2 separate regions of the Homo sapiens genome follow, and region 1 is linked to region 2. Evidence: read pairs that join two places in POLR2A ChIA-PET (ENCODE). Cell type or tissue: IMR-90. All regions are shown on one strand. Each heading gives the region's core, and the rest is flanking DNA. Links, peaks and the distances in the headings are about the cores only.

Evidence for each region. ChIA-PET counts read pairs that join two places held together with the same protein. Peaks named below come from ENCODE experiments on the same cell type or tissue, not always from the same donor. Only the 100,000 strongest peaks of a DNase experiment are listed, where the experiment ranks them.
Region 1: POLR2A ChIA-PET joins it to region 2 with 16 read pairs; 2 of 35 experiments call an interaction of 5 or more read pairs at or near these places.

The regions. Positions count from the first base shown.
Region 1 is chr9:135,544,569-135,559,665 of GRCh38, forward strand. OBP2A (odorant binding protein 2A) reads left to right here and starts at 1,558. Exons shown (of 7, transcript NM_014582.3): 1 at 1,558-1,684; 2 at 2,210-2,343; 3 at 2,610-2,680; 4 at 3,303-3,413; 5 at 4,140-4,241; 6 at 4,740-4,763; 7 at 5,269-5,401. The coding sequence starts at 1,613. The coding sequence ends at 4,762. It overlaps LOC107987040 (a long non-coding RNA gene), which reads left to right and starts at 9,102. Exons shown (of 3, transcript XR_001746586.1): 1 at 9,102-9,383; 2 at 11,631-11,711; 3 at 14,596-14,748. In IMR-90, for the core only: no CTCF peak of the experiment used is centred there; no DNase peak of the experiment used is centred there.
Region 2 is chr9:135,707,983-135,723,079 of GRCh38, forward strand. It overlaps KCNT1 (potassium sodium-activated channel subfamily T member 1), which reads left to right. Exons shown (of 31, transcript NM_020822.3): 2 at 6,595-6,738. Among named protein-coding and RNA genes, the nearest start is that of KCNT1, 13 kb to the left of the region's middle. RefSeq lists an enhancer at 10,641-10,935. In IMR-90, for the core only: no CTCF peak of the experiment used is centred there; no DNase peak of the experiment used is centred there; H3K27me3 peaks cover 2,876 bases.

The sequences.
Region 1 (15,097 bases), core at 4,277-12,276, 160 kb before region 2:
CTAAAACGGTGAAACCCCGTCTCTACTAAAAATACAAAAAAAAATTAGCCGGGCGTAGTGGCGGGCGCCTGTAGTCCCAGCTACTTGGGAGGCTGAGGCAGGAGAATGGCGTGAACCCGGGAGGCGGAGCTTGCAGTGAGCCGAGATCCCGCCACTGCACTCCAGCCTGGGCGACAGAGCGAGATTCCGTCTCAAAAAAAAAAAAAAAAAAAAAAAAAGAAATACAAGGTGCCTGGGGTACAGGCAACAAAAATGGGGAACGGAGAAATCTTCCCGTTGAGGTAGAGACTCCAGCCTGTTTGCTCATCTCTGGTCCTGAAGAGCCCAGTCCCCGCCCTAAGGATGGGGTTTCTGCTCGGCAGCACTTGCCGTGAGAGGGGTGAGGCACTGGGTCACGCCAGCCCTTTCTTTATAGCCCCCAGGGTTTATTAGAGTGTGCATTAGTATTATTTAGCAAGCACTTGAGGGTGTCTGATCTTGGGCCAGAGAGGCACAAAGATTGTGTGGGCCCAGCACCTGCCTGCAGAGCGTGGGTCAGCCTTGGGTCCCAGGGCAGATGACGCAGGCCCGGGAACTACAGGGTCCAGGAGGGAGAAGGCAAAGTTCTGGCTCAGGTTGGCTGGGGATGAGGCCAGCGGAGCCAGGTGCCCAAGGGAGCTCAGCCACAAACTCTGAGCACAGGCTGGCAGGTGGCTCTTGATGCTCATGCCACCCATTTATCTAAAGGGATGAGATTCAAGGCCTGTCCCGGTGGCTGGGGGCCGTCGAAGCTGACGAGAGAGGGGATGTAGAGTGAATGTATATTCCACTCTACCACTTGTATTTAACAGGGAGATGGATGATGAACACGTGCAGGAAGAAACAGGCAGGACAATCCAGAGAGATCACGTGTTCTGAGGACAGCACAGCCAGGCTCCGGTACGGAGTGAAGCGGGGTGGGGCAGGCGGCGGGGTCCCTCATATGGCCCGAGGAGGCCGTATATATACTGACCTTGAACCACACAATAGTGCCCTTCTCTGCCCCTAGGAAGCTCGAGTGCAGGGTCCAGGTGGGGAAAATCAATGCAGAGTGGGTCCCAGAGTGGGCGGAAGCTTGGGCTCTAGGGCGTGCGGGACTCAGCTGGCAGCAGCCCCACGTCTCTATGGTTCTAAAGCCCAGTCCATTTCTGCTCAGCAGGGAGATGGCCAGTTCCCCAGAGGACTTGCCCAGGGTCCCAGCCGTGGCCCTGGGAGGGCTCAGGGGTGAGGGAGGAAGAATTCCGAGCCGTGGGCCCTCCCTCTGTGGCTCGGGGTGCAGACGTGCACTACCCTGCCCTGTCCTCTGGAGTCCTCCGGGCTCATCCAAGTGGGCGCATTTGGATGCAAACCCTGGACAGCATCGTGTGTCTTTTCTTCTCTGGCTGGCACTGAATTGCTGTTCACCAGATGCCAGCAATGAGGACACTCCCCCTCCCGGATGCAGGACTGGTTGCCACCATGGGGAGGGGTGCACCGTGCCACGTGCTCCCAGGACACTGGCCAGGGGGCTATAAAGAACATCTCGAGAGGAGCCAGCACAGCCTTGTTCAGACGCCCAGTGACCTGCCGAGGTCGGCAGCACAGAGCTCTGGAGATGAAGACCCTGTTCCTGGGTGTCACGCTCGGCCTGGCCGCTGCCCTGTCCTTCACCCTGGAGGAGGAGGATGTGAGCTGGGTTGGCGTGGGCGGATGGAGGAGCCAGGTGGACTCCTGGGCAGGGGGCAGTGCCAGGGGCCCTGCTTTAGGAGGTGTCACTGAAGGCTGGCTTCTGACCCCGTGCTCCCAGCCTGGGGTGGTGGTGGAGGGGTCCTATTGTTCCTCCAGCAGACACGGCCCCCCGAGGCCCAGGGCCGGAGCAGGCTCGGCTCAGGGGTTCCTGCTGCACTGACGCCTGAAGCCCGAAGGTCTCGCAGGGTTGGGCCCTGTGGAGGGAGGGCTCACCTGGTGCTGGGGCCCGGGGGTCCATGGGGTGCAGACATGCCCTCCTTCCACTGGGGGCTGGGAGCCCTGAGCAGGGGGCTGGCTCTAACTCACTCCAGCTGAGCTCTAACTAAGGTGCAGGAACCCAGCCTGCCTTTAGGGGTGGCAGCCGGGCACCATGGGTGTCTGGTTATAGCTGCAGGCCTGAGTGCCAGGGTCAGAGTAGAATCTGGGCCACCCATGGTGGGCTCACGGCCTTGGCCTGCTCCAGATCACAGGGACCTGGTACGTGAAGGCCATGGTGGTCGATAAGGACTTTCCGGAGGACAGGAGGCCCAGGAAGGTGTCCCCAGTGAAGGTGACAGCCCTGGGCGGTGGGAACTTGGAAGCCACGTTCACCTTCATGTGAGTGTTGCCCACTGCAGGGCCCCTCAGGCCACTTTCGCTCCCCGCCCCAGACCCACCTGGTGCCCATTGCCCCATCCACATTTCGGGTGTTGGGAAGAGTCACCCCCTGCCTTGGAGGGAAACAGCCAGGACATCCTGAAGCTCGGTGGGGTGGGGGGGCAGTGGAATTTTCAGGTTGCCGGGTCAGGGCCATGCACCAGGTGAGCTGAGGATGGGCCAGGTGTGTCCTGGGAGCCGCTGCCCGAGTGTCTCCTGTTTTCCAGGAGGGAGGATCGGTGCATCCAGAAGAAAATCCTGATGCGGAAGACGGAGGAGCCTGGCAAATTCAGCGCCTGTGAGCCCCTCCCCGACCCCCCACTCCCCATGCCCAACCCCGGATGCACCAGCCCCACTGCAGGTGGAGAGTGCCCAGGCCACACTTCTGCCAGGGTCCCAGCCCTGCCCACCTCCAAGGAGGGGCTGGCCTCTCCTTCCTGGGGGGCTGGTGGCCCTGACATCAGACACCAGGTGTGACAGGCTTGTCCACAGTAGAGATGGACCAGATCAAGCCTGCCCTCTGGGAGGCCCTAGCCATTGACACATTGAGGAATCCGAGTGTTAGGGACCAGGAGGCCGAGGGTTAGGGATGGGAAGCCAAGGCTGAGGGTTTGGGATCAGGAATCCGAGGGTTAGGGACAGGGAAGTGGGGCAGGAGCAGCTGCTGGAGCTGGGAAGGCCGGACTCTAGTCCTGGACGTGCTCTGGCCTTGTGGCTCCATTACTTGCATTGGGACCTTCCGAGAGGAGGCTCCTGCCTCCGTGTCCGGGTCCATGCTGTGCGGAGCAGCCAGGCCTGGCTCAGGCTGTCCAGGGCACCTGGGTGACCACTGAAACATTCCTGAGTGTTTCTTCGTGTGGTCCTGAGTGCTCTCTCCGGGAATGAGGGCACTGAAGACCCATCTTCTCTGTCATCTACAGATGGGGGCAGGAAGCTCATATACCTGCAGGAGCTGCCCGGGACGGACGACTACGTCTTTTACTGCAAAGACCAGCGCCGTGGGGGCCTGCGCTACATGGGAAAGCTTGTGGGTGAGGGGCCCGCTGGGGCCTGCATGTCCTGCCCCATGGTCTCTGCCTCCAGAAGCCAGTGGAACCACCATCATCACGCCCTGGCACGGGGGGAAAAGGAAGCCCCCTGCGCCGGCCTTCGTGTGCTAGGCACCAAGCGCTGCCCTGGATGGCTGGTCCAAGTTCCTGAAGTGGGAGTGGGGTGGGCCAGGCAGGGACAGACACGGCCCTCGGTGACATGAACCTGCCAAGGGCCGCTTGTGGGGTCTCAGGTGTAGGGGCCTCACCTTAAGGGGGAGGTAGCATCTTAACAGAGCTCTTCATGGGGCAGGGACTCTCCAGGGCGGCAGGGCAGCCAGTGCCTCTGGGACACAAGGTCCCTCCAGGTGAGGGTTATGACCCTGCAGAGTGGCTTTGGGAGCTGCCCAGGTCCCCCTGGGGTTGCTGAGTGGCTTGGACCCTGCCACTGTCCCCTTTCCTGGGGACCTCTCACCTGGGCGGTGGCCGTCTCCTCTGTCCCCAGTCCCACCCCTGAGCTCTTGTCCATTCTCAGGCCTCCTCTCCCCCTTGCCTGGTGCTGGACAGTTGCCATCTCTTCTGTCCCCAGCCCCACCCCTGAGCTCTGATCCACTCTCGGGCCTCTCCCCCGTCCTGATGCTGGGCCGTGGTCGTCTCCTTTTAGCATCTGCTCCCTGCAGGGCCGTGCCGCTGTCCCCACCTTGGCTCACCTGGCCACCTCACCTGCAGGTAGGAATCCTAATACCAACCTGGAGGCCCTGGAAGAATTTAAGAAATTGGTGCAGCACAAGGGACTCTCGGAGGAGGACATTTTCATGCCCCTGCAGACGGGTGAGGACGGCTGTGCCCAGTACCCCGTGTTCCCCTGTGTCTCTGTGTGATCTCCAGTGTCCCATGACCCCCATGTCCTCCCATGTCCCCCGCATTCCCCGTGTGCCCCGAGTCTCCTCGCAGGGGCTCTGGGCCCTGCTTAGCATCCTCGTCGTTGGAGGGTCTGCACTCTGGGCTGCGATGCGGTCTGGGGCTCCGCGCTCTGGGCTGCGATGGGGTCTGGGGCTCCGCGCTCTGGGCTGCGATGGGGTCTGGGGCTCCGCGCTCTGGGCTGCGATGGGGTCTGGGGCTCCGCGCTCTGGGCTGCGATGGGGTCTGGGGCTCCGCGCTCTGGGCTGCGATGGGGTCTGGGGCTCCGCGCTCTGGGCTGCGATGGGGTCTGGGGCTCCGCGCTCTGGGCTGCGATGGGGTCTGGGGCTCTGAGCCCTGGGCTGCGATGGGGTCTGGGCCCTGGTCTAGGGCGCCTTCTAATCCCTGGGTTTTTCTTGGTCTCTGCAGGAAGCTGCGTTCTCGAACACTAGGGTGAGTGAGCCTTTAGGAGGGCACTGGACAAGCCCAGAGTCCTGGGTTCCCGGGGTTCGAGGGTACATCTGCTCTGGCCCTTCCCATCCCACACAGCCAGGGAGACCCCCCCAGGGTCAGGCACGAGGTTGGCACCTCAGAGTCTGCCCACCCAAAATTCCTGGGACATTCGGGAAGTCCTTTGTTTTACCATTCCTGCACCTGCCAGCCCGAGTGAGGGTCCTCCTCGGCCTTTCCACAGCGAGGCCTCCCTCCGGCTCCCTCAGGTGTCAGCTCGGCCCATCGCCCCCTGCACCTGTCCCCACTCGGTCTACTCCCCCCCACCCACTCACCAAGGATGCTCAGAGGCCTGCCCAGTCATTGGAGGAGCTGAGGCTGCTCTGGAGCCCCGAGGCTGCCCAGCAGTGGCCGATGTGGAAGCTGCAGAGCCTGGGGAGGGAGCTCTGGGCCTGGCCTCTGCCCTACCCTGCAGCCTCCCTGACCTCTGCTCCTCTTCCCAGCACAGCAGCCCCCGGGTCTGCACCTCCAGAGCCCACCCTACCACCAGACACAGAGCCCGGACCACCTGGACCTACCCTCCAGCCATGACCCTTCCCTGCTCCCACCCACCTGACTCCAAATAAAGAGCTTCTCCCCCAGCTCTGGGCAGGCCTATCTGTGGGGACGGAGGGGCTCGCACCGGCTCCCTGGGAGGCCTGCTGGGAGGGGGAGCCACAAGGGAAGCTGGGGAGATGTTGGACCTAGCAAGGGCCAAACCACAAGAGGCACGATGTCCAACAGGCTGTGGGGCTGCGTGATGTCCTGGAGGGGCCTCCGGAAGAGCCGCCCTCGGATCTCAGGCTCAGCTTGGGACGGGCAGGGCTCTGGGCAGGAGCACTTGGGAAGCCACTGGGAGGGCGGGAGTGGGGACACGGCGTCAGAGCTGCAGCAGTGGGTCCACCACAGGGCTCCCGCCCCGGGGGTCTCAGTGGGATCCTCCGAGCGGCCCCACTTTAGCAGCCTGGGCTCAGTGGCAGCACTGGAGAGAGGGGCACTGGCACCTCCGTCATCACTCCTGGAGCAAGGCAGAGCTGGCCCTGTTCTCTGAGATCCTTGGCCCACCCTGGCCTTCTTATGGTTTGTCCAGAGCCAGGATCTGTCCAGACACTGGGGCTGCAGGGATGCGGGTATGTGGGGAGGCCGGCCACAGTGAGGGAGGATAGGCCACCATACCAGGGTGATAAACACGCCCCAGGAGCCACAAACCCACGTGGGACAGGCCTCCTGGGGGATGAGCCTGCAAAGCAACCGCCTCTCCCCAGGGCCGCTGGCTGTGCACCAAGCGACCACTGCCTGCCTGCCGCCCAGACTAGCATCCTCGCCTCTCCATCTCCTGCCTGGACGTGAGTCTTGGCAGAGGCCACAGGATGGCCCGGAAATGGGCCAAGATAGCAGGGCCGAGGTGAGCTGAGGCGGAGCCAGCCTGGTTGTCCACGGGCCACACGTGGAGGGCAGGGCAGACCCCATCCTACAAAGACGGGTGAGTGGTGAGGTATCTCCCTTTCCCCATGCTACTATGCAGATTCCAGAAGGGTTAGGAGGTCTGTGTAAAAATATAAGAAATAGGTAAAAGTCTTTACCTGATGGAAGAGGATTTGTGGTGCATGTAAGCAGTGGGGAGACTCACTGGGAAAGACGGAGATCGGACTGCAGAGCGGCGAGTGTGGGTGCAGGGGTGATGCTGGCGGGAACAGGAGTCAGCACGTGAGAAGCTGGGAAGTGGTTCTTACCTATGTGGAGAAGCTGGGAAGTCGGTTCCTGCCCATGAGGAGGGCCTGGCACTGCAGCTGGGGTTGGTTCCTGCCCACGAGGAGGGCCTGGCGCTGCATCTGGGATCGGTTCCTGCCTGGCGCTGTGGCTGTGGGTTTCCCGCATCCCTGCCCCAGCTGTTCGTCTGATCATCTGCCGGCCGGGTGACACTGCCTCCCTCCCTGCATTCTGCCAGCCCAGGAGGAAGTGAGGCCTGTGGGCCCTGGTGGCTCCTGAATGAAACTGAAGGCCTGCGTTCATTTTGCTCCCACAGTAGTGACTGGATCTCTCCTTCTACCACGTGCAATCGTGCAAGTCCCTCTGCTGCAGGGACAATGGAGGTGGGACTTTCCTGGGGCAGCTCAGGATGGGGGATAAATGGGTGGTGGAGAGGCCGGAGGAGCAGAGCAGAAGTGGGGTCCCCGGCCATGCGGCCACCCCTGCTGACCGGAGAGCTGAGCCTGATCCTGGTGCTGCAAGCCCAGAGGCCAGGCTGGTTCCCACCGCCCCCACGAGGTGAGGGCCTTGGGCAGGGCAGGGCAGGGAGGGATGCACGTTTCCGAGGTTGGGCGCCTGGACAGACTTAGAGTCTCAATGCTGTTGGGAGCCCCAGGGGGACCTCGGCCAGAGCCCACCTCTCGTGTCTTTGCTGACTTCCGCCCGACAGAGAAGGGGGTACCACTGGCTGCCTGGGCAGCTTAGGGAGGTGGGTGGAGTATCTCTGGGATGAGGTCCTGCCCAACCCACCCTGCCCGAGACACCGAGACACCTTTCCTCACCTGCCGGGCTGTGGGTTTTGAAGAAGCTGATCTCCTTCAAGCTTCTCCCGTGTGTCAGAATTCCACTTGGAATTTTTCACTTTGCGATGAAGGGCTACATTAAAACCACGTGTTTGCCAGTAATGTCAGACTTTCAAGAGCTCATGGTTTGCTTTTTGACGAAATGTAAACCCCTGGAAAGGGTCAGGCCCGGGCCCAGCATCGACAGTAAAAGGGCCCAGCTGAGGCTTCCCTTAGCTTTGTGTCCTCATCCCGGACACGAAAATGACCTGGCCCCAAATATGTGCCCAGGGTCGAGGCTGGTGGTCCAGGCACCTCCGGCTCCCTGTAGTGATACGTCCAGCTCCGGAACTACTCCATCCTGCCCCAGAGCACCTGCCCCTCCCCACCCACTGTGACCCCACGTCCTTCCCCGTCAGGGCTGGTCATGCTCTGGTCCACCTAGGCCTGAAGACAGAGCTCCCCTCTGCCCTTTCCTCACCAATCCCTGGTCGGCATCCTCCCCCTTCCCCCACACAAGGGCTCTGGGGCCTGCCAGTCCCAGGTGGCACCCACAGCCCTGAGGCCCTGGGCCCCCCTCCCCCGACCCTGGACACAGGAGATGAATGAAGTCAAGTGGTGTGGATCCTCGGGGGGGCCAGGAACGAGGTGGGAGCTGGCCCAGAGGCTGGGGCTGAGCTGTTTGTGTTCAGGACCTCCTGATTGTCTTGGGAAGGGGCAGTGCTGGTCACTTGCGGGCTGGTCACCCCCCAGCAGCCAGGACTGAGTCATCAGACGAGGCAGCACTCCGGCAAGGGCAGGTCGCCCACCCTTGACGGGTCAGCGCCTAAGCTCTGTCCACTCCTGCCCGGCCATCCTCCTATGTCAACCCCCCAACATAAAGGCTTGACCTGGTCCTTCAGGCCTCACAGGGCGGGCACCCCCGGCAGCCCCTGGCCAGGCTCCTCTTCTGCTGATGGACGCAGGGCCATCTTGGGACAGGTTCTCCTGCCTCCCCTGAAGCATCTCTGGCCCCTCATGCTGACACTAAGGAGACCAAACCAGACACTGTCACCACACCCACCCCACGCCTCTGCCTCCCACTCCGCCTCCCGGACCCGCCCCCATGCCTCTGCCTCCCACTCCGCCTCCCGGACCCGCCCCCACGCCTCTGCCTCCCACTCTGCCTCCTGGCCCCGCCCCCACGCCTCTGCCCACCCCCCAGCAGCCTCCTGACCCCGCCCCCCTTTTCCTGGCCCACCCCCGAGCCCCTCAGCCCTGTTCCTGGATGGTTCCCGCCCACCCACCAGCTTTTAGGAAACTCGCACATAAAGTGTTGGGCAGGAAACATGCCAATCCCTGCGGAGACGTGGACCCGCCCACTGCCTCCCTTCACGTTTGTCACAAACCATCTCAAAAAGGTGGCATTCCGGATGCTCCTCAGCTTGTGCCCCCAGCCCAGCTCCCTTCCCAGCTCCCTCTGCGTCTTTTCCACCCCAACCCTCTCTCCCATCTGGTCTCTGAGCTCAGCCTCACTCACTCGGTGCTGAAAATGACCTCTTCCAATGTTATTTCAGCAACATGGCAGCTTCCGGGCCTCTCCCAGACAACCTCACTCCCGAGGGTCCTGGTCCCAACAGGGATATCCAGGTGAGTCCAAGCGTACAAGCTGCTCCCATCGGCTGAGCTCTGTGCTAGGCACTGTGACACCAGCTTTTCATGCCTATATCGCCTACTCCTGGAAGAACCCAGTGGCGTGGGCACTGTCCTCATTTCTATGCAGAAACAGAGCCTTGGGATTAAGGATTTTGCTCGCGGTTGCACAGTCACGAAGTGGACCAGGCCGGGGCAAGGGCAGATCCAGGCAGGAGGAGCTTCAGCAGTGGAAGAATTTGCAGACCTGGGACACCACCTTGCCAGGGTGCTCCGGGGGAACAGGGGACCTCAAGCTTAAGCTCACAGCTGCGTGGGAAATCTGGCAAAGGAAGGGCACCAGGCCAGCCTGAGAGAGGAGAGAGGGGCCGTCGGAGAAAAAGAGAGCCCTTTCTCTCTTCGCTGCTGGGACTCTGTGTAGGTCAGACCCTTTGAGGTTGTCTCATGGGTCCCTGACCCCCGTCCCTTTTGGCCCTTTTCTTGTGGCTTCCTTGTGGATGGGTCTGCTACTGGGCCCCAAGCCCACCCCGCTTCCCTTGCTCCATCTGCTGTGAACCCAGGGTGTACTCATCACGTCAAATTCCATATTTTCCATCTCTAGGATTTCCATCTGGTTCTTTATTCCCCTTTAATTTCTTAAAACTTCACTGAGGTGAAATTCACAGTGTGTCAAATAACTGTTTTGAAGTGTACAATTGTGTAGCAATGAGGCCACACACCCTTGTGCGTATCCATGGCCCCTGCCTAGTTCCAAAACGTTCCCGTCGCCCCCAAAGGAAGCTCCGTCTCCAGCAGCATTCAACCCCCACTTTCTGTCTCTAAGGATTTACCTATTCTGGACCTTTCCTATCAATGGAATCATACAACATGTGACGTTTTGTGACTGGCTCCTTTCACTTAGCATGTTTTCAAGGTTCTTCTGTGCTGTAACATGGACCAGTACCCTGTTCCTTTTTATAGCTGAATAATATTCTACCATATGAATAAACACTATGCTTTTTTTGTTTTTCTTTTGAGATGGAGTCTTGCTCTGCCACCCAGGCTGGAGTGCAGTGGCAAAATCTTGGCTCACTGCAACCTCCACCTTCCAGGCTCAAGCAATTCTTGTGCCTCAGCCTCCCTAGTAGCTGGGATTACAGGTGCACACCAACATGATGCCAGGCTAATTTTTGTATTTTTAGTAGAGATGGGGTTTCACTATGTTGGCCAGACTGGTCTCAAACTCCTGACCTCAGGTGATCCACCCGCCTCAGCCTCCCAAAGTGCTGGGATTATAGGCATGAGCCACCTCGCCCAGCCAACCCCATGCTTTTCGTCCACTCATTGTTTGATAGACACTTGAGTTGTTTACATCTTTTGGTTCTTCTGAACAGTGCAGCCACAAATATGCACACACACAAATATTTGTTTGAATTCCTGTTTTCAATTCAAGCAAAGTTTCTGGGTCATGGGATAATGATGTGTTTAACTTTCTAAGAAGCTGCCAATTGTTTTCCACAGTGGAAGCACCGTTTTCCTTCCTGGGTCTTTTCCATGCCTTGCACTCTGCTTCTCCTTGAGCTCTTGCCTTTCAGTACCCTCTTGAGCACATAGAGATATTGCTAATGGGTCTTTAACACCCTGATCTGCTAAGTCCACCATCACTGTCATTTCTGGATCTGTTTCTATCACTCGATTTTTCTCCTGGTTATGTCTCATATATTCTTGCTTCATTGCCTGCCTGGTAATTGTTAACTGGATGTCATATTTACTTTGTGGATTTCACGTTGTTGGTTTCTTGACGTGGCAGCTGGCCTCCAGGATGGCTTCCGTTGTGTGATGCCTTCCATTGAGTGTGGGCTGGACCTGGTGACCCACTTCTAATAGATATGACAAGGAGGAAGGGATGGCGCATGAGTCAGACACAGAGTGTGACATCAGCCCCACTGGTCCTCATACTGGTTATGGTGGGGAACCATGTCACAAGCAGCCCCAGGAAGAGGCTCATGTGGCAGGAGCCTGAAGTTCCCACCAGCCATTGTGGCCCACCAGTTCCAAGACATTCTCCAGAGCCCAAAGTCCCAGCCCAGAACATGACCACAGCCTCATTGCAAACCCTGAGCCAGAACCACCCAGCTGGGCCACTCCCCACCTCCTGACCCTCAGAAATCATTGTTTGAAGCTGCTCTGTTTGGAGACAATTTCTTATGCAGCAAGAAATAACACACTCCATTTTGTTTTTCGTTAAATAATGTTAGACTCCGTGTGGCTACAGTTAAATTATTTTTAACGTGTTGGATCTTCCCAATACTTGCTTTTAATTGTATTCGAATGGGTTCAGAACAGCCCTTGCTAACCCCGCTACCAATTCAGTCTCTTTTTGAGAATTCTGCCCGCTGCCTCGTGTATTCTGAAGGCTTTCTTCTCGGCTGTGTGAGTTCTAAGAGTCACTCCATTGACCATTTCCGAGGTTTCCTTCCTGCCCCTCTGTGTGTCTCCTGAGCGCTCCGTGTAGCCCTTTCTCTCCGAAGCTTTGCCCAGCAAATTCGAGTCCCTCCGCCTCCCCACACTCTAACACTCTTCTCCTCAGCGTGTGTGGGGTGGCGCCCTGGGATCTGTTTGGGTTCGTTTGCCCTGAGCCAGGCCTTGCTGGGGTCACAGAGCTCAGCACTCGTGTTGTGTCTTTCAGGGATCATGATCCTTCGCGGCCTGTTGTCAAATATCCAGAAAGCACTGCTTCCGAAATCTCCTGGATTTCTAGTTGTTTAAGGTGAGCAAATACGATACCTGCTATTGTATGTTAGCCAGGAGGGGAAGTTTGAGTTGTGTTGTTATTTTTTAGCTTTTGTTTTGAAATAACTATAGATTCATGGGAAGCTGCAAAAATAGTACAGAGGGGTCCTGCTGTGCATAGCTACAGTCAGACCTCACATAACTACTGTGTGAAGATTTACATAACCATACATCGTGCAGAACCAGGTCTTATTCGTATTTCACCAGTTTTCTATTCATTTGTGTGTGTGTGTGTGTGTGTGTGTGTGTGTGTGGTTCTATGCAATTTTTTACATGTGTAGATGTGTGTAACCACTGCGGCAATCAACATATAGAATGGTACATCCCCACAGAGATCTCTTGTTCTACCCCTTTACAGACACACCCATTCCCCAGGCCCAGCCCTTGGCTACCACGAATAAGCTTTCCATTTCTTTTTTCTTTTTCTTTCTTTTTTTTTGAGACTGAGTCTGGCTCTGTCTCCCGGGCTGGAATGCAGTGGCGTGATCTTGACTCACTGCAAGCTCCGCCTTCCGGGGTTCACGCCATTCTCCTGCCTCAGCCTCCCGAGTAGCTGGGACTACAGGCGCCTGCCACCACGCCCGGCTAATTTTTTCTACTTTTTAGTAGAGACGGGGTTTCACCGTGTTAGCCAGGATGGTCTCAATCTCCTGACCTCGTGATCCGCCCGCCTTGGCCTCCGAAAGTGCTGGGATTACAGGCGTGAGCCACCGCGCCCGGCCTCAGCTTTCAATTTCTATAATGTCATTTCGAGAATATTGTATAAACAAAGTCATAGAGTATGCGACCTTTTGGGGTTGGCCTTTTTCACTCAGCGTAGTTCCCTTGAACGCCCTCCTGCTGCTGTGGGTATCAGCAGTTCACCTCGTTTTATGGCTGAGTCTCCCATAAGGCAGATGTACTCGTCTGTCTAACCATTCATTCACGGATGGAGTTTTCCAGTTATTAGCTATTACAGGCAAAGCTGCTGTGGACAATTGTGTACCGGGTTTTCTGTGTCCATTTATCCCATTTCTCGGGATAAATGCCCAGGAGTAAAACTGCCAGGCTGTATAGTAAGCATATGCTTATTATTTTTGTGTTGTTTTGTTGTTTTTTTACACGGAGTCTTGCTCTGTCACCCAGGCTGGAGTGCAGTGGCGCAATCTCGGCTCACTGAAGCCTCCACCTCCCAGGTTCAAGCGATTCTCCTGCCTCAGCCTCCTGAGTAGCTGGGACTACAGGTGCACACCACCACACTCAGCTAATTTTTTGTATTTTTAGTAGAGATGGGGTTTTACCATGTTGGCCAGACTGGTCTCGAACTCCTGACCTCAGGTGATCCATCCCCCTCTGGCCTCCCAAAGTTGGGATTACAGGCGTGAGCCACCACTCCTGGACCAGCATATGCTTAGTTTTAAAAGAAACTTCCAGCTGGGCGTGGTGGCTCACACCTGTAATCTCAGCACTTTAGGAGGCCAAGGTGGGAGGATCTCTTGAGCCCAGGAGTTCAAGACCAGTCTGGCCAACATAGTGAGACCCAGTCTCTATTATTTAAGCTTAAAATTTTTTAAATAAAAAACAAAAGCAACTTCCAATTTCCAGCATGGCTGAACCATTTTAGAGCCACTCAAAGTATGCATTTCTCAACATTTTGAGAGATTCAGTTTGTCTCCATCCCCACTAATATTTGGTTTGGTCCCTACTTTTCATTGTAGCTGTCCTAATAGGTCCCTACTTTTCATTGTAGCTGTCCTAATAGGTCCCTACTTTTCATTGTAGCTGTCCTAATAGGTCCCTACTTTTCATTGTAGCTGTCCTAATAGCTGGGCTGTGATAGCTCACTGTGGCCTTAATTGGTGCTCCTTGATAGTCAATGACATTGAGCATCTTTTTAGGTGCTTATTTGCCACCCATAGATCTTCTCTGGGGAGATGTTCCTTCATGGTTTTTGCCCATTTTCTAGGTGGATTTTATTTTTGCTGTTGAATTTTCAAAGTTCTCTATATCTTCCAGACACCAGTCCTTTGTTGGATATGAAACTTTCAAATGTTTTCTCCAAGTTTGTAGCTTGCCTCTTCATCCTCTTTTTTTTTTTCTCTCTCTCTCTCTCTTTGTTTTTTGAGACGGAGTCTCACTCTGTCACCCAGGCTGGAGTGCAGTGGCGTGATCTTGGCTCACTACAACCTCTGCCTCCTGGGTTCAAGTGACTCTCCTGCCTCAGCCTCCTGAGTAGCTGGGATTACAGGCATGTGCCACCAGGCCTGGCTAATTTTGTATTTTTAGTAGAGATGGTGTTTCACCATGTTGGCCATAGGTGGTCTCGAACTCCTGACCTCAGGTGATCCGCCCACCTCGGACTCCCAGAGTGCTGGGATTACAGGTGTGACCCATCACGCCCGGCCCCGTTCATCCTCTTAACAAGGTCTTTCTGGAGCAAGAGTTTCAGATTTTGATGCAGTATGATTTACCAGTTTTTTTCTTTTGTGGATCTTGCATTTGGTGTCAAGTCTAAGAATTCTTTACCTAGCCCTACGTCCTGAAGATTTTCTCTCACGCTTTCTTCTAAAAGTTGTATAGTTTTATGTTTTACTTTTAAACTATGAGTTAATGCATATGTCAGGTGTGAGTTTTAGATGGAGGTTCTTCGTTTGCATGGGATCGATTGCACGTGATGAATTGCTCCAGCACCATTTGTTGCAAAGACTGTCCTTCTTTTAGAGGGACTCCCGCTTGCCAGGCCTCTGGTTTAATGAAACATGACCAGAGTGACTCCATCTTAACGTGAATAACTAGACACTCACAAGGCACCTATAAGGTTATATAACGAGGCTATGCTGCTCGATACTGACTACGACAATTTCCTGTTTCTCTGCCTACAGGACACCACCACCCCCATCCAGAGCATGATGTGCCAGTACCTGGGTGGGTCTCACAGCACATGAGCTCAACGTGGGTGAGAGGCAGCAGCTACTTCCATGGCTGGGAACCCTGGGGAGCTGACAACTGGCTTCCTGTCCACCTCAGTGCCTGTGGGCTGGTTTTTTCTTTCTTGGTTTTTTTTTTTATTTGTTTGTTTGCTTTGTTTTTTTTGAGACAGGGTCTCATTCTGTCACTCAGGCTGGAGTGCAGTGGCGTGATCTCGGCTCACTGCAACCTCCACCTCCCAGATTCAAGCGATTCTCGTGCCTCAGCTTCCCGAGTAGCTGGGATTACAGGCGCGAGCTTATGGTCTGAAAATACCCGCATACTAAGCTGACCACCAATTATAACTGCAGAACATTTATGCCCATACGAGGCATCTCCCACCAAGCCTGGAGAATGTACCGATGACCTGGGAGTGCAGGGGGTTATCTTTGCTCACAAATAACGTCAACGAGTAGG
Region 2 (15,097 bases), core at 4,772-12,771:
GCCTGCCCAGCTGCCTGGGCATCTCGAGCAGCTCTGACTTTTTAATCATCGTGCAAAGGAAGCGTTGAGTTTTCTGCCATGGTCAGCAGAGAGGTTCTGCAGCTTTGCACTTGCTGGACACTAAGCCCAGCACTCAGACACCCCCACCACAGTGATGCTATGCCTGCCTGGGGGACTCTCCTGGATGCAGGGTAGGGATGCCCACACACATACAGGCACATGCACACAGATCCATGTGCATGCACACATATGTCCACATGTGCACATGTATACATATGCCCATGTACATGTATGCATACATGCACATTGTACATACATGCATGCAATCCCATCCACACATGCATGCACATATTCGTACACATGCCTCTGCATGCAAATACATGCTCATTTACACACACATCAGCATGCATGTGCGTATTTACGTGCTTACATGTGCTCATCTCCCTCCTCCCTAACTTCTCTGTCAAACATGGCTCGCCCAGCTCCTGGAAATTTTGAACTGAGTGTGAACAAGAATGTATTTTAGGAGAGAAACCTCATTCCCTTAGCCAAAGACAGTCACAATCTTTTTTTGTTGTTGTTGTTTCAGACAGAATCTAGCTCTGTCACCCAGGCTGGAGTGCAGTGGCGCAGTCATGGCTCACCGCAGCCTCAACCTCATGGGCTTAAATGATCCTCCCACTTCAGCCTCCTGAGTAGCTGGAACTACAGGCACCATGCCTGGATAACTTTTGTTATTTTTTGTAGAGGAAGGTTTTTGCCATGTTGCCCAGGCTGGTCAGGAACTCCTGGGCTCAAGTGATCTGCCTACCTCGGGCTCCCAGAATGCTGGAATTACAGGCGTGAGGCACCATGCTGGACCACAAGCAATGTTAAGAGAAGTCTTTGCGGGAAAGGACATTTTATCCAGGACTTCCTATGCTGATCCTGAGAGGCAGGCTCCTTGCTTCTTTCTGAGCCCCACCCGGGGCAGAAATAAGGGCCTGGTGATGCTGGAGTTTAGGGAAGGACATCTTTAGCCCTTAGCTGTTCCGTTTGCCATAACACACATCGTGCATGATGTATTCACTTTGCAAAGCACAATGGGTGAGACGCTGCCCTAGAACCCCACCCTGCCCCCAGCACTGTGGCTGCCAGTGTGTGGGGACAGTCTCTATATCACCTACAAGCTGGGTGCCCAGAGAAACCCACCTCTTCTTTAGGGTTCTGTGGAAAGCGGTCGTGTTTAGTTTTTAAATGGGGTTCATTATATGCCATTCTGTTTGTGTAGTGATGCATCCACACGGGCTCACGCAGGCTCACAGAGACCTGTGCCTTCACAGAGCAGTCTTGGCTGTAGCTGTCAGTCGCTCCTCAGTTCAGGGACGTGCAGGCTGTTTTCAGTGTTCACCTTCACACATGAGGCCGTGATGAAAATCCATGCCTGGGCCTCCTCGGCCACAGATCAAAAATGTCCCCAGGTAGAGGTTCCAAGTTGGAGAGGACCCACGATTCCATCATAATTAATCCACTGCTCCCAGTCGGCTGGACACTACATGAGAGCCCTGGCTTGCAGAACCCCCCGTTCTGTAACCACAGCCGATCACTGGCGCAGGAGACCGTCCAACTCTGCATCTCTCTAATTATTAGCTAGGTGGCTTGTCTTTACTTGTGCGTTGTTTTCCATTCCTCTTCTTTGAACCTCACTCATCCATCCTTTGAGTCGTTTTCTTTTTTGAGATGGAGTCTCGCTCTGTCACCCAGGCTGGAGTGCAGTGGTGCGATCTCAGCTCACTGCAACCTCCGCCTCCTGGGTTCCAACAATTCTCCTGCCTCAGCCTCCCGAGTAGCTGGGATTATAGGTGTGTGCCACCACAACCAGCTAATTTTTGTATTTTTAGTAGAGATGGGGTTTCACCATGTTAGCCAGGCTGGTCTCAAACTCCTGACCTCAGGTGATCCACCCACCTTGGCCTCCCAAAGTGCTGGGATGACAGGCTTGAGCCACTGCACCCGGCCATGTTTTCTGCCAGATTGTTTTCCTTTCCACGGGACCTGTAGGCACCAGGCTGTGTTCTGATGATTATTCTGTTGCAAATATGTTCTTCCTGTTGGTCGCTTATTCTTTCCTTTTGCCAGTGATGTCTTTTGTTAAACAGCAGTGTTTTGTTCAGATGTAGAAGCTTTTATAAATCTATTCCTCTTGGAATAGATGATTTTTGGGTTTCGTGTATTAAATAAAAGGCCTTCTCAGCTCTGAACACTTTTCCCTGTATTTTCTTTCCATCTTGTCCTTGGTTTGGGGCTGCAGATGGGGTCTAATCTTATTTTATCCAACAGAAGACACTGCATAGCATAGGCTGGAGCCAGGTACTGGGTTCAAGCACCGGCCCTCCCAAGGCAAGGGGACAAGTGATAAACAAGGACAAATAAGGAACAAGGTCAAGTGCATTTCTGAAGTTCTCCGGCCTCCATTTCTCCATCAACACAATGGGAAGGATGTCGCCCCTCCTGATATTTGCAACCGTGACTTGAGTCAGGACAGGTGGAGCTGCACTCGTTCCAATACCATAGGACGAGGAGTGCCCCCCGCCTCCTTTCTCAAGCCTGGATTCCAACGTGGGCTTCAGCTGGTCAAGGCACTCTGCTGTGTCTCCCCACTCTCTGTCTTTTCTTGGGCCAGACCGCAGAGTGTCAGCTGCTGTGGCTGGACATTGGTGCTGGCAGCAGAAGACGAGGGCCCTCTCTGTTCCTTTTCACAACTGCTGTGGCTGTTCTTGCACGTATAGTCTTCAGGATTAATTTTTGAAACAGTTCATCAAATTCTGAGAAAATAGTGATGCGCTCTTGATTGGCGGCGATTCCCTTTACCCGTGTGTTTGGAGAAGGGACTGTTAGACCCTCAGGAAGAAGACCTCCGTCTTCCGCCAGCGACAGCTTCCAGTCCATCTCTCAGGAACGCTGTGCGCCCCTGTGGGTTTGGGGCTCCCGCGCCTGCTGTGAGCAGGGCTTTCTCCCGGTGGCTCTCTGCTCCTGCTCTCCATGGTGCTCCTGGGTTGGCCGCCATACTAGGTTCCGTATTTGCTCTAGTAGGTTTTCAGTTGATTCCTCTTGGGTTTTCCAGTAAGCAATCATGCCAACTCCAAACAGAGCCCCCTTCATGACTCCTTGCTTTTATCCTTTTTCTCGCAGCAGTGCACAGATGAGGCCTCCTTTATGATGGCAAGGGCAGCCTCACATTCCCAACTGGAACGGGAATGCCCAGAGCCTTTGGCGGGAGAAGCTTGTCTTTAAGCACTTTGTCAGACAGCCCTGGCTCCATGGCCACCGGGAACAGATGCAGGGGGAGTGAGAAGCAGGCACTCCTGGCTATCAGAAGAGCCCCCCAGCTGGCCAAAGGCAGCACAGCCCAAGGTGAACCTGGACCTGGCCCCCACCCCAGTGCCTCTGCCGGGACCTCAGTGACGCTCCTTGGGCTCTGGGAGCCACTTGTCCTTGCCAGGAACTAGGGATGGAGACTGGCTTCTGAGAACTGTTCTCAGGATTCCATGCCACCACCTGGCTTGCCAGGGTGCCTGGCGTGCAGCTGGCTCTCAGTCCATGGCAGCTGGCACTGAGCACAGCTGCCGGGCTCCCCTCTGATGGGGTTGTCAGGGTCAGTGCACGTGACTACGTGTGCACCAAACAGCTGACGGGGACTTCCTGTTGCCGTGCCCAGGTGTGGACTGCCTCGCTCATTCTTGGCCTCTCCAGATGGATTCCAAAAGTCAGTGTCCCAAGCCTGAGCTCTCTGATGGGCCTCAGCTGAGCGGAGGGGGCACGCTGGGCGCCGGCCACCCTGGGTCATAGCCTTTGTCCATAAGAGCTCAGCCAAACTGCTGGCCACGCTACACCTGCTGTAGCTGAAGCACTCACCTGCAGGCCCTGTTCCGCGTGCCTCAGGCATGCTGTCTGGTTACATCTTCACACTCTTCCTATAAGGGAACAGGCATCAGTATCTCCCTTCACGCATGAGCATACAGGCTCAGGGAGGTGAAGTGACTCGCCGGGGGCCGCCCAGCAGGACTGATGGGCCAGGACTGAACTCATGCCAGCGGGACTCTTGCCACTCTCTGGGCCTGCAGGGTGTGTGCTGACAGCCCAGAGAGTCCCCAAGAGGAGCAGCGGGGTGCTCTGAGCCCCTGGGCTGCCCCGGCCTTGTCTAGGGGGTGTGCTGTGTCCCGTCACCTCAGCCCTGGCTCCAAGGGGTGTGTGAGTCCCACAGGTTGAGCTCCACACCTTGTCCAGAGAGTAGTGTAAGGGCTGAGGAGAGGGACACCTTCCTTAAGCCACCAAACACAGAATTCTTATGGAAATTGGTAATTATTTGGCACAGCAGTCACTCAGAAAATAAAAAGATCATGGATGTGGCCTTGGGGGTCCTAGATTTCCTCCAGGGCCCCTTGGGTCACACAGGGAGGACAGCGCAAGAGAAGAGGGGGTGCAGAATTCGAGGTGGGCCCCAGGGTCCCCGTGTCTGGCTATGCCAGGGTTATGTTCCAGTTCCACCTGAACCAGCTTCAACAGGGACCAGACCCCCCAACACTCCCCTCTCCCCCTGTGCCCAAAAAAGCTGGCCGATGTAGGCCTTCCTGCTTGCGAAAAGTCTCAACCAGACCCCGAGGACACGGGGAGCAGCTGTTTTGCTGCTGTCCTCCTGCGATGGGCCCCTTTCCCAGAGACCCTGTAGCCCCGGCCCTCAGTCCCAGCCCTCAGCCAACACAACAGCCAAGGATTTTAGCCCCGGCCCTCAGCCAACACAACAGCGAAGTATTTTCAAGGTTTCTGGCTCTGTGGGGGGAACAAGGCAGGATGCCAGGAGGCCTGCAGGACACCTGCTTATGGCCGTGTGCTCGCTCAAGTGTCAAAGCAGCTTCCCAAGGGAAGAAGGGCATCTTGTCCTTGTCACCCTCCCCAGGCCACATCTGGGGAGCAGGGGTGGGGCCAGGTCTCTGGACTCCTGGTGCACTTCCTTCCCCTGGTGACTCCTGAAGCAAGCCAAGGTCCAAGCCCCTGAGCTTGTCCATGGGCCCTGCCAAGACTGGGCCTTGAGGCCAGGAGGAGGAACCAGAGCCGCTCAAAAGGCAGACGGGGTGGGGACGGGAGGAGGCAGCCACGCCTGAGGAGCCGGCAGTCTCTTGGGGTTTTGCCATTGAAAGGGGCTTTCAGTGAGGAAGGCACAAAATCAAGAAAATAGAGCCCCGACCCCTGGCCACGTGGTTCCCCTGCCTGCCTGCACCTCCCCATGGCCCAGCCAGCTTGTGACTAAGGAAAAACATGCAGCTACGCTGATGCAGTTAGGAAAATGTTATTTTTTAAATGCTGCCAGATCCTGGGGGTTGAACCTGTGACCTCAGAACAAGGAGCAGGGTTTGGGGCACGCACCTGCTGCCTGCAGCTTCAGCCTGGGGTGCCCATAGCTCCTTGCCTGCTGCTTGTCTGAGGGTTAGGGGACACAGGAGAGGCACTTGGTGGGGGCTCAAGGAATGTGCCCACCCCTCCCGACTTGAGGAGAGAGAGGAGAGTTTTGTAGCATCCCTGGACCTGGTGTTCCAAATGAGTGGCCTCTGTGCAGGGCCTACGGGCACAGCACGGGGAGCTGGGTATGGTCAGAGCCTCCTGCCCCTGCCCGTGGGGGAGCCAGCCCCCTCCATCCCCCCTCTGCTCTCCTGCTGGCCTCGAAGCCTTGAACAAGGGCCGGCCTGGGCCAGGTAAGGAGCTCCCTGCCCCTCAGCTCCTGCTTCTCCTGGAGCAGCCAAAACTCACTTCAGTGGGGGACATGGGGACAGGAAAGATGCAAGACCCCTGGAAGACACCTGCTTGGGCCCCCAAGAACTGCAGACCACCAGGGGTCCTCCCACTCTACCTGGTGTGCCACGATGCCCCTAACCTGCGCTGCCAGCTCTCTGTGTCCCTTTGATCCCTCACCTGGTGACAGTGGCAGGGCAGCTCAGGGCCCAGAGGGCCTGGCAGCCCCCCGGGGTTCTGACCTGAGCTGAGCTGCTCCGCCTGGGGAGGCTGCAAACAAGGGTGTCTTCTTAGGCCTCCTGGTCACTCCACCCTCACCCCTCAACAGCCTGAGGGTCTGAGACGGGGGTCTCTGGGGCTGGACCCTGAAGGAAGATTGAGCAGCCGGCCTCGGCAAAGACCCTGGGGACGGGGAGGGGAGCTGGGGAGTTGGGAGGGGTTGCAGGGGTGTGGCGGGGCTTCAGAGCAGGGGGAGGGCCTCCATCCTGGCTCTTGGGGGATCAGGGAGGAGTGGTGCGCGCCTGTCCCTGAGCTGGCCATGACAGCTCCCGTCCCCCTTACCTCCTGCCAGGCCCCGGGGCCGCTTTGGAGGGAGCCCCGCCCCCTGCCCCTGCGCAGCCCCCGCCCTAGCCCCAGCCCGGCGCAGCCGGTCCCGCGCGCCCCCGCCCGCATGTGCCGCCAGGCCCGCCCCCGCCCGGCCGCCCGCCCGCCCGGTGGGTCGCGGTGGCCGCGGGCTGCGCTGCGCGGGCCGGGCCTGGCGGGCCGGGGGCTGCGCGCGTCCGCGAGGGCGCCCGACGCGGGCTGAGGGGCGCTGGCGTGTGCCCGCAGGCGGCCCTGCGCGGGGGACGGCGCGCTCCTGGACACCGCCGGCTTCAAGATGAGCGACCTGGACTCCGAGGTGCTGCCCTTGCCGCCGCGCTACCGCTTCCGGGACCTGCTGCTGGGCGACCCGTCCTTCCAGAACGACGACAGGTAGGGACCGGGCGCGGGGTGGGGGCTGGGGTCGCCGTCCCGGCGCCGCCGCACGCCCGGAGCTGTCCGCGGTGCTGACGGCCGGTCCCGCGCGCCCCCGCAGCCGCCGGCGCCCTTCAACTTTTCCCGGCTTCTGGGGACGCAGAAGTTTCGGAGGGGGTGCGGGCAGGGGGAAGCATCTTCTCGGGAGGGGGTCTCCGGAGGAGGGCGCGGGATGCTCGGAGCTGCGGAGTCTTCCAGAGCCCGACTTGGGGCGCGGAGGCGGAGGGCGGCCTGGCCTTCCGGTGTCTGCTCCCAACCCCCAGCACCCCAGTTTTTCTGGTTTTGGGGGCAAGCCAGGGCCGGAAGCGCCCCGGTGGCGGAGCCCGCAGCCTGGCTGAGGGCTGGCGTCCTCCAGGCTCAGGCAGCGGTCCTTGATTAATTATTCAATGAGGGAGCTTGTCCTTCAGGTTCGTGACCTGGTCACTTATTCCGAGTCACCGTGTCCCCGTCCCCTCAACATCTCCTGGGCTAAAAAGGCAAAATGAATTGTGTCTTTCAGTTAAGGACCAACAGGATGAGCCCATGGGAATAATTCATCCGCTGAGGGGGCTGGCAGGAAGCTGGAAGAAATGTTGCTTTTCTCTCCTCCTTTTCCCCAAATAGCTGTCTTGGGTAAACACCCAGCACTTTAGCTCTGCCAGGCTCTGGGGAGGCGCTTTTTTGCCTGCAAGTGAAGGCAAGTGCTCTGAGGACTCACGCGGAGCTGGAGCCCGCGGGGGCTTCAGGTCAGGAACCGCTCCTCTTCCAGCGTGTAGGGTACGGCAGGGTCGGGGTTGTCACTGTCTCCAGGGCTCCGTCACCACCCAGCCCTGGGCTCAGCTAGCAAATCCGCACTTTCCCCCAACAACGCAGTTATTCCGGTTAGCACACAAAGTACACGAGGTTGAAAATGGTCAGGACACAAACAGCTTTCAGAATAATCTACTGCTGAAACCGCAGCTGAAAAAGAAATCATGTTTGTAACTAGAGTCAGTCCTAGGGACTGTATCCATGAGGACCATGAAGATTTGTAAAAAGGGGGTCTTAAAACCCCTCTGCCTGCGGGGAATGGAATATTCTACCAGACCTCCCATAACATTTGGTTGTGTGAACCAAGAGTCAGGAGTGGGGACTGAGCCCAGTCTTCATCCACTCAGAATCAGGGAGTGAGCGTCCTGCAGAGAGGCCTTTTAAACTTGGTTTTTCATCTTGTTGAACTCAGTGCTCTAATAATGAGCCCACCTAAGTGCAAATGCCCAGGTGAAGAGTTTAGTTTATCTCCCTGTGTGGGCAGAGGGCAGTCAGCCAGGCTGGTCCCAGGGCGGCGTGCGTGGCTGGGAGGCTCTCCTGGGAGCCACACAAAGCTTCCCTAGGCCGAATCCGTGGACTCAACATCTTTCTAAGCCAGCACCAGCCCCTCAGATGCCTGTTCAGCTGGGACTTGGTTAATTCTTGAAAACGGCAGCCCTGGGAGATCCTTCCGATATTGGGCAGGAAGTGGTGTCCATCCGCCTAATGGTGCCTGGGGCTCCCAGATGACTCGATAACGCCTGTGGCTGTGGTTGATCAAATTGTAATGCTGTATTCCTGAGTGTTCAGGAGTGGACAGCAGAGGCTTTTGCTGTCCGCCTAGAGAGAACCATGCCCATCCCTGGGAGAGGAGAAGCTGGCATGGGATTTCACAATGAGTCCCTGATCCTGGGTGTGGTTTTTTAAAATTGTGGTAAAATACATAAAACAGAATTTACCGTTAGTGACATTTAGTACACAACACTGTGCCACCCTCACCACTGTAATTCGAGAACATTTGTATACCCTAGAAGGAATCTCCTTAACCACTGGGACTCACTCCCCAATGCCCCCTTATCCCCCAGCCCCTGGCAGCTACCGATTTGCATTCTAGCGGTCTTGGCGTGCTGTGCCCACTGGGCACATGGGTTGTGTGCCGATGGTATTAGGAGGTGGACCGCTGGACGTGTGTGGCTGTGTGTGCTAGCTAGTGCGTGGCTGTGGGTCCTCTCCAGGAAAGGCCCATGGGGTACAGGGCATCTGTGCCACCCCCACAAGTGCCCTGCTCTCTCTGGTTGGAAATGAAGTATACAGTGAGGTTCTATTGGAGGGAGAGTGGCCAGGGATTAGAGCTTCGGGGCTGTGTGGTCGCCATACCTGTCCTGTGGCGCTGTCCCTCAAGATGGCCTCAGAGATGCTGTGCTGCATACCTTTTCTCATGTGTGAAGGATGGGAGTGGACCTGGCCCTGTGGTGGTGGTGTGCATAGGACGGGAGGGGACCTGGCCCCTGTGGTGTTGGTGTCTATAGGACAGGAGGGGACCTGGCCCCTGTGGTATTGGTGTCTATAGGACGGGAGGGAGGGGACCTGGCCCTGTGGTGTTGGTGTGTATAGGACAGGAGGGAGGGGACCTGGCCCTGTGGTGTTGGTGTGTATAGGATGGGAGGGAGGGGACCTGGCCCCAGTGGTGTTGGTGTCTATAGGATGAGAGGGAAGGGGACCTGGCTCTTGTGGTGTTGGTGTCTATAGGATGAGAGGGAAGGGGACCTGGCTCCTGTGGTGTTGGTGTCTATAGGATGGGACAGGGAGGGGACTTAGCTTCCCTCTGAGAGTGGTTCCCCACTTCTCACCTCTGAGAGGAAGCTTGGGCCTGGTGGAGATGGTGGCCTTGGGCACCCCGAGATCTGGAAGGTGGGGGGCTGCTGGTCGGCTGGTGTCCAGCCCGGTTCCCAGCAGCTTTGCCTGGCTCCCCCTGGAGGCTGCGGGGGCTGGTGAGGCTGGCTGGGCACAGTACAGGAGTGGGCAACTTTCCGGGGGCGCAGGGGCAAGTGAGTTGGGGGCTTCTGCCCAAGTCACCTGCCAGCTCGCCAGCCGCTGCCCGGCACAGCTGAACCCGCTCCTCACGTGGACTCAGGCCCTCCTGAGAAATTGCCTCGACTGGATGTAAGAGAGGGTGCCCTAGAGGCCTAGGAGCCCGGGGAACCCCCACTTACCCCACCCAGGAATGGCAGCTCCTTGGTCTCAGCAGCAGCCTGGGGGCCTCTCCTCTTGAAGGCAGCTCAGGGAGCCTGGCCTGAAGGGTTTCTCTTCCTCAAACCTTCTTTGCCCAAAGGGGCTTGCTTCAGCCTCCATGGTAGGGTTGGGTGAGTCTGGCATGGCCTCTCTCATGACCCCGATGCTGGAATGGGTGGGCAACAATGAGGGAAATCAGGATGCTGACAGGGGTCCTGAGGTCACCCAAGCCCTCCCCTATCCATAAGGACACGCACGTGGGGACCCCAGCCCTGGCTCTGTGGAAACCCCAAGCTGACCTGGAGGAGGGGATCAGCCGCTTGGAGGACCCTCCTGGGTGCTTGGGGTGGGGTCTGATGCCTCTATCTGCCATTAGAAGCCATCCCATATCTCCTCATCTTCCTCCTCATCCCCAGTGCCTGTGCCTTCCCCTTCCTGGAGTGGAGACCAGGGGTCGTCTGCCTGGCCTGGTGGGACCCCCTTCCTGTGTACTGCAGTGACTCACAGGAGCCGTGTGAGGTGGGAGGACGTGCTTATCTGAATGCAGGAGGGAGTGCAGGCGGGGTCTGGAGGCCATAGGGGGCCCAGGTCTGAAAGGGCTGAGCCCAGCAAGACCTGCCTGCCGGCTCTGGGTGAGAAAGCCCTTAGGTAGAGGGGAGGGGACACTGGGATGGGGTCCTGGGCTGTGGACGGAAGGGCTGGTGTGCCCGGACACGGCAGCACAGGCTCCACTCGGGCCCCTGAGGGACCATCGTGGTGGCCTTGGCCATGGGGGTGTCTCAGGTCTGGGTAAGGTGGAAGTGCCGCTTGGTCTCTCTCTGCACCAGGGGAAGAGATTGAGGGGCAGGGAGACCCAACCATCAGCACAGGGCAGGTGCAATGTGGGGGCTCAGCACAGACTGGCACCCCTCACGCCCTCCCTATTTCTACCCTGGGGCAGGCTCTGTGAGGGAAGCGGGTGCTGCTGCCAACCCCTGGCAGGCTGTGAGCGAGCAGGTGGGCGGGCAGGACTCGGGCTTCCTGTTTCCCCCGGGAGTAGAGCCTCTGGCAGTGAGTCACCACAGCCTCCATCGCCCGTGGCCTTGGACAGAGAAGAGCTCGGCGGGCCATGTGGGCAGAGGAGGCTGTACTGCTGGGCAGGCCGCTCCCAGCGGGGATGACCCAGCCCATCGGTACCGCCCGGTGGAGGAAGTGGACAGAGTTGGGAGCTCACTCACCTCAGGGACCTGATGGTGGACCCTCACCACTGCTTACCAGATGGTGTCTCGGGTGCTCCCATGGAGCAGCATTCAGCCACAGTCCACCTGCGCCCAGGCTCTGGAGCCCCTTGAGCCATGCTGACAGTCTCACTGCCCCTCTGCCTGGGAGTCCAGGGGCAACTGATGGAGGCCCTGGCCCTCCCAGCCAGAGCCAGCTCTCAAGAGTGTCCCGGAAGCCTAAGTGAGCGTCATGGCCCTTGGAGGACACAGACTTGGGCTCTTCTTCTGCAGAGGGGTTAACAGCCCCCAAAGGGCAGCTCGAGGAGCCAGCGGGACAGGGGCTGCCTGAGGGCTTGGGTCCTGACGGTGTCCCCGAGCTGGGTCCCAGGCACCTTGTGCAGACTCTGGTCTGTGGCAGTGGAGGTGCGGCTTCCATCCTGCCCTGCACTGAGGCTCAGGAAGATGCTGTGTATGTCGGGGGATGCATGCTTTGGGGACACTTGGGGCTGTCACACCACAGGCCCATCTCTCCAAAGGGGCAGATTCCAGACAAGGAGTCCCAGTGGGGAGGGGTGGGGCAGGCAGCCACCCCCCGCCATGCTGCACCAGGACCCAGCCCACCGGGGCCACTGAAGCCACCACTGGAGGCAACGTCAGGGTCGCCAACACTCCCAGGCATTAAGCAGGACATGAGAGGTGCCAGGAAGGCCCTGCCCACTGGCTGGGGCTTCCGGCAGGCAAGAGGAAGCTTCGTCCCTGAGCATGGCCAGGGCCACTGCCTTGGCTCCTTGGGCCACCCCAAGCTGAGTGCCCCAAGCTGGTGCCATGGGGCCCAGGCACCAGGGTCACCTGGGAAGGGAGTGGCCGCCTTGCCACAGAAAGCCCGGCCCCAGTGCAGGCCTCCCGGGGTCAGAACACTGCCCCAGAGCGGCCTGACCAGGCTGTTTCATTAGCTCCTCTGACAACAGAGAACGGAACTTGACTTGGTTCTCTGGAGTTGAGCAACACCAAATATTTTTTCACACAACAAGCTGAGAAGTGGACCACAAACAGGGCCCGGCATTGCTGGGAACACGGGGCAGCGGGCCTGCGTGGAGGATGGACCCCTGCCGGCCCCACAGGCAGCAACTGTGGATGGGCCAGGCAGGGCCAGCAGGAGCAGGAATGGGTGCAGAAGGAGGGGGCAGCCCAGACCCCTCCCTGGCCCTGCTGGATGCACCCCTTCCATTCACCCGACCCTACCCCACAGTGAATCCAGCTGCCCCGCAGGGACAGGGTAGCTGGGAACAGAGAGAGGCTTCTCTCACAGGGTGAAGGCCCCACCAGGCCTCCAAGCAGAAGGGGTTGCGGTGGGGATGTCTCTAGGAACAGCCCTGCCCTCCGAGCCCTCATCTGTCATCCTTAATAGCTGAACAATTTCTCAGCTGGTCGGGGAAGTGCCTTGAGACCTGGGTGACTCGGTGTGCTGAGGGCCTTCTAGAATCATCCCTCCTGCGAAGAGCCTGGGATTGCATAAGTGCCCTCCTCCTGCCCAGCCCTCCCAGCTCCATCATCTCTTCCTATCCCCTCCCCACCCCCATCATCCTGCCCCCACACACCAGCCTGGCCCCTGCTGAAGAAGCAGGGGGCCCAGGCAGCCTTCCTCCAGAGGGAGCTTTGCTCCGCCTCTCTTGGGGCTGGGGGCGGGGGTCCTGCCTGTACCCCCAACCCCACCTGCTCTCTGAAGGCCACTCTGGGACCCTGAGCTGAGAAGGCCCGGGAGCCAGCCCCAGCTCCCTGAAGGGCACTGAGCCCAGAGTTTCTGCGTGAAGGCGTGAGTGGCCTGGGCAGGACCTAGGGCACAGGTCAGCTCTCCTTCGGGGGTGCTCTGGGGAAGCTAGGGCTGGGCTGCGCCTGCACCACCCTGCTCCTGCCTTAGGGCCCCAGGTCCCCATGTGACAGACTCAGGTGTAGCTGGAGCTTTGAAACAGAGGGGGACAGTCAGGAGGAAGGGTGTGGCCAGGCCTGACCCAAAGGTGAGGGTGGGGCACGAGGGACACACGGCCGAGCCCAAGGGGCAGTGGTGGTTTAGGGGCCGTGAAGGTTCGAGGAGGAGTCGGGGAACCATGCAGGGTGAGGGCTGGGGTGGGAGAGGCCTGGAGCTGAGTTTGGGAAGGGTGGCCCCTGGACTGGGGGACCCCCAGAAGGGGCTGAAGTGGCCCCCAACGCTCTCGGCCTGAGCTGCTGGGCCAGCCCCAGCCTCGAAGCCACTCCGCTCCAGCACCGGGTCCCCTGGCGTGCCTCCTGCCCAGAGCTGCTGAGCTCAGGGAAACGCCAGCCTGCTCAGTCCCTGGGGGTGGTGGGGTAGGGGGTGGTTATATTTAACATTCTGCCCGGGGCCATCCTGCTGTGTGCAGGCGTACTAATAGGGCAGGGAGGGGCCAGGTGGGATCCCAGTCCTGCCCCTGGCCCTTCTCGCCCTGGGGCCCTTTCCAGAGCAAACACCCACAGGCTTGGGAGGACACGGCCAGCCTGAGAAATGGCCTTGGCCAGGCCGGTGGGGCCCAGGCAGGCTGGGGTCTCCTGGCCGGGGGAGGGTGCCGGCCATGCGCATACCAGGAGCCAATCCCAGAGCCTCGGGGCCGCCTGTCTGTCTTTCCTGGACCCCCTTGGTGTGCCACCTGCATGATTGAGTCAAGGTCTGGTTTATTGGAGCAGGAAAGGCCCGGGATGGTGTCCAAAAGTTCTGGCAGGTTCCATGTGCTTTACGGTGTCCTGAGTGAGTGAAATGCATGTCATGATTTCTCCAGTCCCTTTCCAGCTCAGGGTCGGTTTGCCTGTGTTGCCCCCACTCGACTGTGGACAGGGCTGGAGGCCAGGCCTGCTCGCCCTTGTCTCCTGGGCCCCCTACCAGGAAGCAGGGTCCTGGAAGGTGGGCCTGAGTCAGGGTGGGGGAAGGTGACGCCTCTGCTGTGGAGACTGTGGCTCCCGGGTGGGCTGCACCTTCCTCCTAGCCCTGTCCCTCCCTCCGACGGTGGGTTCCAGGGGCTTGCGTTGCCTCCAGCCCTGGGTGACCAAGGAGTGGGCAGGATCAACAGGAGGGCCACAGAGGCTGTCGGTGACCAGGGCCCATCACATGTGAACGGTGTCTTGTGGGGCATCACCTGGCTGTGGGGGCATGGAGGAGGGTCCGTGATACCCCTGGGCCCAGGGCTGGCTCAGTCCTCAGCCTGTGCGTCTTTATGACTCAAGCGGGGGGCCTCTGGCTCCCCCAAACACACCCCCAGGATATCCAGGGAGACCCTGAGAGGGCGAATCCCGCGTCCCCTGGGGCTGCATCCCCCGTCCCACCCCTGGGGCCGGCACAGCGGGGCACACGGCTTCATCACCAAGCCCATGTCCCAGGGACTCATGTGTGTGACACAAAATGAAATTCCTCCCGCATTAGTGTAAAACAGAACACAGATGCCCAGTGGGAGGGGCTGGCATCCTCCGCGTCAGGAAGCCACCAACCGTTTGGGCTTCAGGTTGTAATTCCCAATGCGCTCCCTCCACTGTTCCGTTTCCATCATCCGGCGCGTCCAGCTGAAATGGAATGGGTGTAAGTGTGTTTATGCCTCGTCTCAGTCTTCCCAGCTGCTATGGAAAAGCACCACAGACCCGGCAGCCTCAGCAACAGAGATTTATTTCTCAGTTCTGGAGGCTGGAAGCCCAGGATCAAGGCGCCGGCGGACCAGGCTCCTGGTGAGAGCATCTCTCAGGCTTGCACGTGGCGTCTTCTCACTGCGCCCACGGGGCAGAGAATGCAGGCTCTCTGCTCTCTTCCTGTGGGGCACTGCTCCCATCCCGAGGCCCCACTCTCATGAACTCGTCCAAGCCTACTCACCTCCTGAAGGCCCTGTCTCTAAATACCATCCCATCAGCGGTGGGGGCTTCAACAAGGGAATCTGGGGGTGCAATTCAGCCTGGAGCAGGCTTGGAGGGAAAGAAGGGGACGCTGCAAAAGATGTCGTGGGAAATCCTCCGGGGGATTAAGTTGCCCCTTCATTTCAAATTCCTTAAACTTCAAGGGCATCTGCCAGGTCCCTCGGGAGAGCCTCCTGCATGCAGCTTTCCTCTCCTCTCCAGCGCTCATCACA